Regions from separate parts of the Homo sapiens genome. Here region 2 is linked to region 1. Evidence: read pairs that join two places in POLR2A ChIA-PET (ENCODE). Cell type or tissue: MCF 10A. All regions are shown on one strand. Links, peaks and the distances in the headings refer to the core of each region. The heading gives the core; the rest is flanking DNA.

Region 1 (2,915 bases), core at 94-2,593:
CCGGCCCTGCTCTTTTTACTGTCTACATGTCTTCAGTAACACCCTTTTTTTTTTTTTTTTTTTTGGAGACAGAGTCTTGCTCTGTCACTCAGGCTGGAGTGCAGTGGCACGATCTTGGCTCACTGCAATCTCCACCTCCTGGGTTCAACCAATACTCCAGCCTCAGCCTTCTGATTAGCTGGGATTACAGGTACCCGCCAACATGCCTGGATAATTTTTGTATTTTTTTTTTTTTTAGCAGAGACAAGGTTTCACCTTGTTTGCCAGGCTTGTCTCTAACTCCTGATCTCAGGTGATCAGCCCTCCTCTCAGCCTCCCTAAGTACTGGGATTACAGGTGTGAGCCACTGCACCCGGCCTTAGTAACACATTTTACACCCTAAGAAGTAGAGGGCCAAGACCAGTCTTCTTAGTTTATGGGCAAGGACACGGTGACTGAGAGTTAAGTTGTATGAAGATACATGATTATGTGATAGATGAGATACCAGAACCAATTTCCACATTCTGCTGCCAAAGGCACTTTCTGCCCACCCAGTTGCACTGCTTTCCTTGACCTTCATAGAAGTAATTTTTTTCCCAAGGATCTTCTTGCCTTTGCAATTGGTTTCAAAGGTCAGACTCCAGCACATACCCAAGAGTAATACAGATGAGGGTTTCTTTTTTTTTTTTTTTTGAGACTGAGTCTCACTTTGTTGCCCAGGCTGGAGGCTGGAGTGCAGTTGTGTGGTCTCGGCTCACTGACTGCAACCCCGCCTCCTGGGTTCAAGCAATTCTCTTGTCTCAGCCTCCCGAGTAGCTGGGCCTACAGGTGTACCACGCCTGGCTAATTTTTGTATTTTTAGTAGAGACAGGGTTTCACCATATTGGTCAGGCTGGTCTCAAACTCCGGACCTCAGGTAATCCACCTGCCTCAGCCTTCCAAAGTGCTGGGATTACAGGCGTGAGCCATCACACGCGGCCTGGGTTTCTTATAAAGGTCTTTTACCTGCAGCAGCGTAGACAGGCAATTCATATTACAGAATCCACTTTATACTACATATGTGCTCCTGCTATTTGTGAATACACTGAAACAGATTTCTCCACATAATTAACAATTTAATTACAAAGGTCTTGGTGTGGTAGCTGACGCCTGTAATCTCAGCACTTTGGGAAGTCGAGGCAGGCCGTTCACCTGAGGTCGGGAGTTCGAGACCAACCTGTCCAACATGGAGAAACCCCATCTCTACTACAAATACAAAATTAGCCAGCATGGTGGCAGGCGCCTGTAATTCCAGCTACTCGGGAGGTTGAAGTAGGAGAATCGCTTGAACCTGGGGGTAGAGGTTGCGATGAGTCGAGATTGCGCCATTGCACTGCAGCCTGGGCAACAAGAGGGAAATTTCCCTCCGTCTCAGAAAATAAATAAATAAATAAATAAAGTCTTTTATCTTTGTTACTGCAGAAGGTATATTTTTTTCTCAAGTTTAACTCAGGAAAATACTAAGAACCAGGGCATGGAAATGTAATTTACAGCTCTCTGTGCAATTTATTGTGGCAGTCCAGAAGAATTTTATTTTTTGAGACAAGGTCTTGTTCTGTGACCCAGGCTTGAGTCCAGTGGCATGATCATGGCTCACTGCAGCCTTGAACTGGGCTTAAGCAATCCTCTGGCCTCAGCCTCCTGAGTAGGTGGGCCTACAGGCATATGCCACCATGCCTGGCTAATTTTTAATTTTTTTTGTAGAGATAGGTCTCACTGTGTGTTGCCCAGGCTTGTCTTGAACTCCTGGCCTCAAGCAGTCCTCCTGCCTCAGACTCCCAAAGCGTTGGGCTTACAGGCATGAGCCACATGCCCAGCCCAGAAAAATTATAGCATCCTATTTTCTTCTCTCCTGAACTCCAGTCAGTTCCCAAATGTAATGTATATCTGTGTGTTGCTCCCCCTGTATACTGTGAGCCCTTTGAAAGCAGAAAGCATGCCTGAATTATCTGTATATCCCAATGTCTGGCACAGTGTCTGCCAACAGTCAACTGCTCAAGTAATATTGTTGGTTAATGATCATCATTTTCAGCTGGATACCCAACGGGTCCTCCTCTGTCTTGGAGAGCACACACAAGGCTGCAAGTAGGGCATGACCCTGAACCCCAGGGCCTAGCCCTTTCAGTACAGCACAGCTAGAGCCCTGCCTGAGCAATGCTGTTGCAGTGCCCCCACACTGTAAAGGTTTATTTTCCCTTACCTTTCCCCCAATAATTAACTTGGAACTTTCTCTGCCTCAGGAAGTGCTTAGGGCCCCTTTCCTGGAATGTGTCCTCCCATACACACAGCTGAGGGTTTTAACCATCCTAAGAGAAGATGCCTGTCTTTCCTCCAGGCATGCCCCCAGGGAACAGAGACAGATCCTAACCTAGCAACCAGATGATCCTTCCTTTTTTATTTGAGATGGAGTTTCGCTCTTGTTGCCCAGGATGGAGTGCAATGGCGCGATCTCGGCTCACCACAACCCCCACCTCTCCCTGGGTTCAAGTGATTCTCCTGCCTCAGCCTCCCAAGTAGCTGGGATTACAGGCATGCGCCACCACACCCAGCTAATTTTGTATTTTTAGTAGAGATGGGATTTCTCCATGTTGGTCAGGCTGGTCTCAAACTCCCGACCTCAGGTGATCTGCCTGCCTCGGCCTCCCAAAGTGATGGGATTAGAGGTGTGAGCCAACACACCCGGCTGATCCTTCCTTCTAACTCTTCATTCCTGGGGCACTCCCATTGTAAATGGCCTGAAGAGGGACAAAAATGTCATTCTGGACACACATTTATCCTTAGCAAGAAGAGAAACTTGACATTAGGGTAACACTATACATGACATCAGTGGATAGATCCCTTCATATCATTCTGTTAGTTATTTGAAAATGACTTTCTTTGTTGCCTTTTAATCTTTT
Region 2 (2,915 bases), core at 190-2,689, 180 kb after region 1:
GCTTCATGAGTTCCTGGAACTAAAGACAAGAGTGGTGAAGGCAGTAGGCTGGGAGCAGTGTTACTGACCAGGAGGCAGGGTGAGTGCAATGGAAACCTTGCTGTTTTAGTTTGATGCTCTCAAGAGGATTTCAAAAAAAACAGAATTCTCATGGGCAATGACTCCCCTAGGAAGACAGTGTAGCTGCCTTTCTATGTCTCTCTCTCAAAAGCAGGAAGTGGTCATAAAAAAAAGAAAAAAAAAACCTCCAACAGCCCTGAAAAACCAGCCAGCACACTAGGGGAGTGTGTAAGGACAAGGACCTTGAGATCACCAGGTAAGGATGAACAAGAGTTTAAACCCAGACACAGGTCTTGGAGTGCCCTGTTTCCCAGTGATTTGAGTTCCAAAATGGTCCACAAAGGTCACACGCTGTCATGGCTAATGAATATGAAACTTAATCAGCTGAAATGATGATCACACTTTCTCTGAGAAGGTCAAGATAGTTTGGCTAGTGGCCATAATAATATAACCCTCTTAAATTTAAAGCTAATACAGATATCCCACTATATTTGTAGCAAGGTGACACGGGCACCTTGCTGTGGCAGGTAAATGTGTAAAATGAAACAGAAAGATATATGCTAACCAAAAGTAATGCCAACACCTAAAGCATTTATTTGGATATCTTTAAACTTTTTACATATGATACATTCCAAATTTTACAAGTTGTCCACAGATATTAAAGTTATAGCCAATTTATTAAACAGATATGATTTTCCCTGATATGGAAAGCGTATGTTATATAAACATTTCTACAATAAACATAAAACATGCGGAACAAATCATAAAACTAACATGATTTGTAAGGTAGGAAAGACAACTAGCTTAACACCAGAAAATAAAAAGGTGTGTATGTTGCAATTTCATGTAAATTCATCTTCTCCCAGGCTCTGTGATATTCTCAGAGAATGAAATCCAGAGACAACCTTTGCTAACTCCAGGCTCCTAGGAAGTCGGACCGGAAAGCTGGAGTATTGTTATGATTTGGTGAAAATGTTTATAATCCACTTGTACAGAGAGAAACCTGGTCTTATTATTTTAAATTTTAGCTTGGTGAACATATGAAAAAAAGCCAAAAGAAGCTTACCTTAAAAGCTAAAGAAACTGGATGTGACAGAGGCCAAAATAAACATGAATTATGCCACCTACAGCCCAAACAACCAGATCTTATGAATGAAGGCCAGAAAAAGGGGGAGAGAGGTGGACTCAAATGTGAATTTTCTTTCTATTGGTCCTCCTCTCAGCTGGGTGAGTCAGTCCCACGCAAGAATGGCGACGGTCATCCTCCTGTCAAGAGGGGGCGGTTCTTTCACACACTACCTTGGAGAGGAATGTGGCTTCTACATCCTCACTTCTTTTAGCTTCAGTTCCAGATTTCTGACCTTCTTCCTGTGATACTGTGGAGCATGCCTAGTTGACTGGTAGCTGAGTGGAACAAAACTTGTAGATGTAATTCAAAGAAAACTGATTGAAAGGGTCAGTTGCATTGGTTAAAAAAATCCAAGAGCCTCTTATTACTCATCTGTTCCTTAGCCCCACCTTAGACAGGCTCAGAATTTATTCCTCTACTAAGTCTTCAGTCACTCTCTGCATGTATTCAAGCTCTCAGCAGTCATACATCAAACAATAGTAGTTGTGTGGTACATAATAATTATAAGCTATTTTGTAAGTGGCTCTTGTTCTAGGAAGGCACCTCAGTAAGAACAATGATCAAAAAGAATAAAAAGCCTGGGTGCCAGACCATCCCAGGAATGCACTAAGTGAGCCAGCAAGGAAGCAGCAGCTTGTCTGTTCCAGGAAATGCTGGCTGGGTGGGAGTGGGTTCTCACCTTCTTCAGTGTTTGGCTTTAGATGATATACTCTGCCAATTTAGCCTTAGAAATAACAAGAGAATATCACTGTCTGAAACATTAGGGTATTCTAAAAGAATACAGATAAGAAAATTAGGATACTCTTTTAGAATACCTATTATTTTAAACTTAAGCTTGGTGAACATCTGAAAAAAAGCCAAAAGAAGCTTACCTTAAAAGCTCAAGAAACTGGATGTGACAGAGGCCAAAATAAATATCACTTATGCCAACCACAGCCCAAACAACCAGATCTTATGAAGGAAGGCCTCTCATCTAGATATTAGGATATCTAAAAGAATATCCTAAATTTTTAATCCATATTCTTTTAGAATATCCTAATTTTTCTTCCTAATTCTAAAAGAATATCCTAATTTTTTAGACCATCCTAAGTTTTTGGAAAGCCCTCTAAGTGAGTTTTCTCAAAGCCAAAAGTCTTGCCATAAAAAAAAAAAGAAAAAAAAAAAACCTCTAACAGCCCTGAAAAACCAGCCAGCACACCAGGAATCCACCTTCTCCCCACGGGCTTCTTCTGCATGTGTGTCCCCCAACTCTCTCATAGTCAATGGAGAGAAGGGAACACTGCCTTCAAAATCAACCACTTTGCTCCTAGGAGTAGGGTCCTGTCAGCAGAGGGGACACCAACCCAGTCCCAGTGTTGGGCCACTCAGTGGAACCAGGAAGTATGACCCAACAGACCACAGAGACTTTGTTCCCTGCCTCCGTTGAGTCAGCTTCGGACCCACGGTTCACTATCATCAATAACGTGAAATATCACATAATGGCTGGGACTATGCAGTCAGACCCCCACAAAGGGGCTGGGATCCAATCTAGGAAGAGAAGCTCCTTGCTCGATCTTAAAACCCAAGACATTATATTTGAGGGGCACAGCAAACAGTGCAAGAAAATCTGCTGATGGAAGATGATTTTCATCAGTCCTCAGAACCAGAAACTATAAAACTGGGAAGGAAAGTTTAAATAAAGAATTTATTTCCAAATTCAGCAGAACTTCTTTCTTTCTTAAAAAGC

What was found. Peaks named below come from ENCODE experiments on the same cell type or tissue, not always from the same donor. Only the 100,000 strongest peaks of a DNase experiment are listed, where the experiment ranks them.
Region 2: POLR2A ChIA-PET joins it to region 1 with 6 read pairs; 14 of 35 experiments call an interaction of 5 or more read pairs at or near these places.

The regions. Positions count from the first base shown.
Region 1 is chr6:42,869,562-42,872,476 of GRCh38, reverse strand. No RefSeq gene overlaps it. Among named protein-coding and RNA genes, the nearest start is that of RPL7L1, 8.6 kb to the left of the region's middle. In MCF 10A, for the core only: no CTCF peak of the experiment used is centred there; no DNase peak of the experiment used is centred there.
Region 2 is chr6:42,691,222-42,694,136 of GRCh38, reverse strand. It overlaps UBR2 (ubiquitin protein ligase E3 component n-recognin 2), which reads right to left. Exons shown (of 47, transcript NM_001363705.2): 47 at 632-2,915. Among named protein-coding and RNA genes, the nearest start is that of PRPH2, 30 kb to the left of the region's middle. In MCF 10A, for the core only: no CTCF peak of the experiment used is centred there; a DNase peak (open chromatin) is centred at 1,306.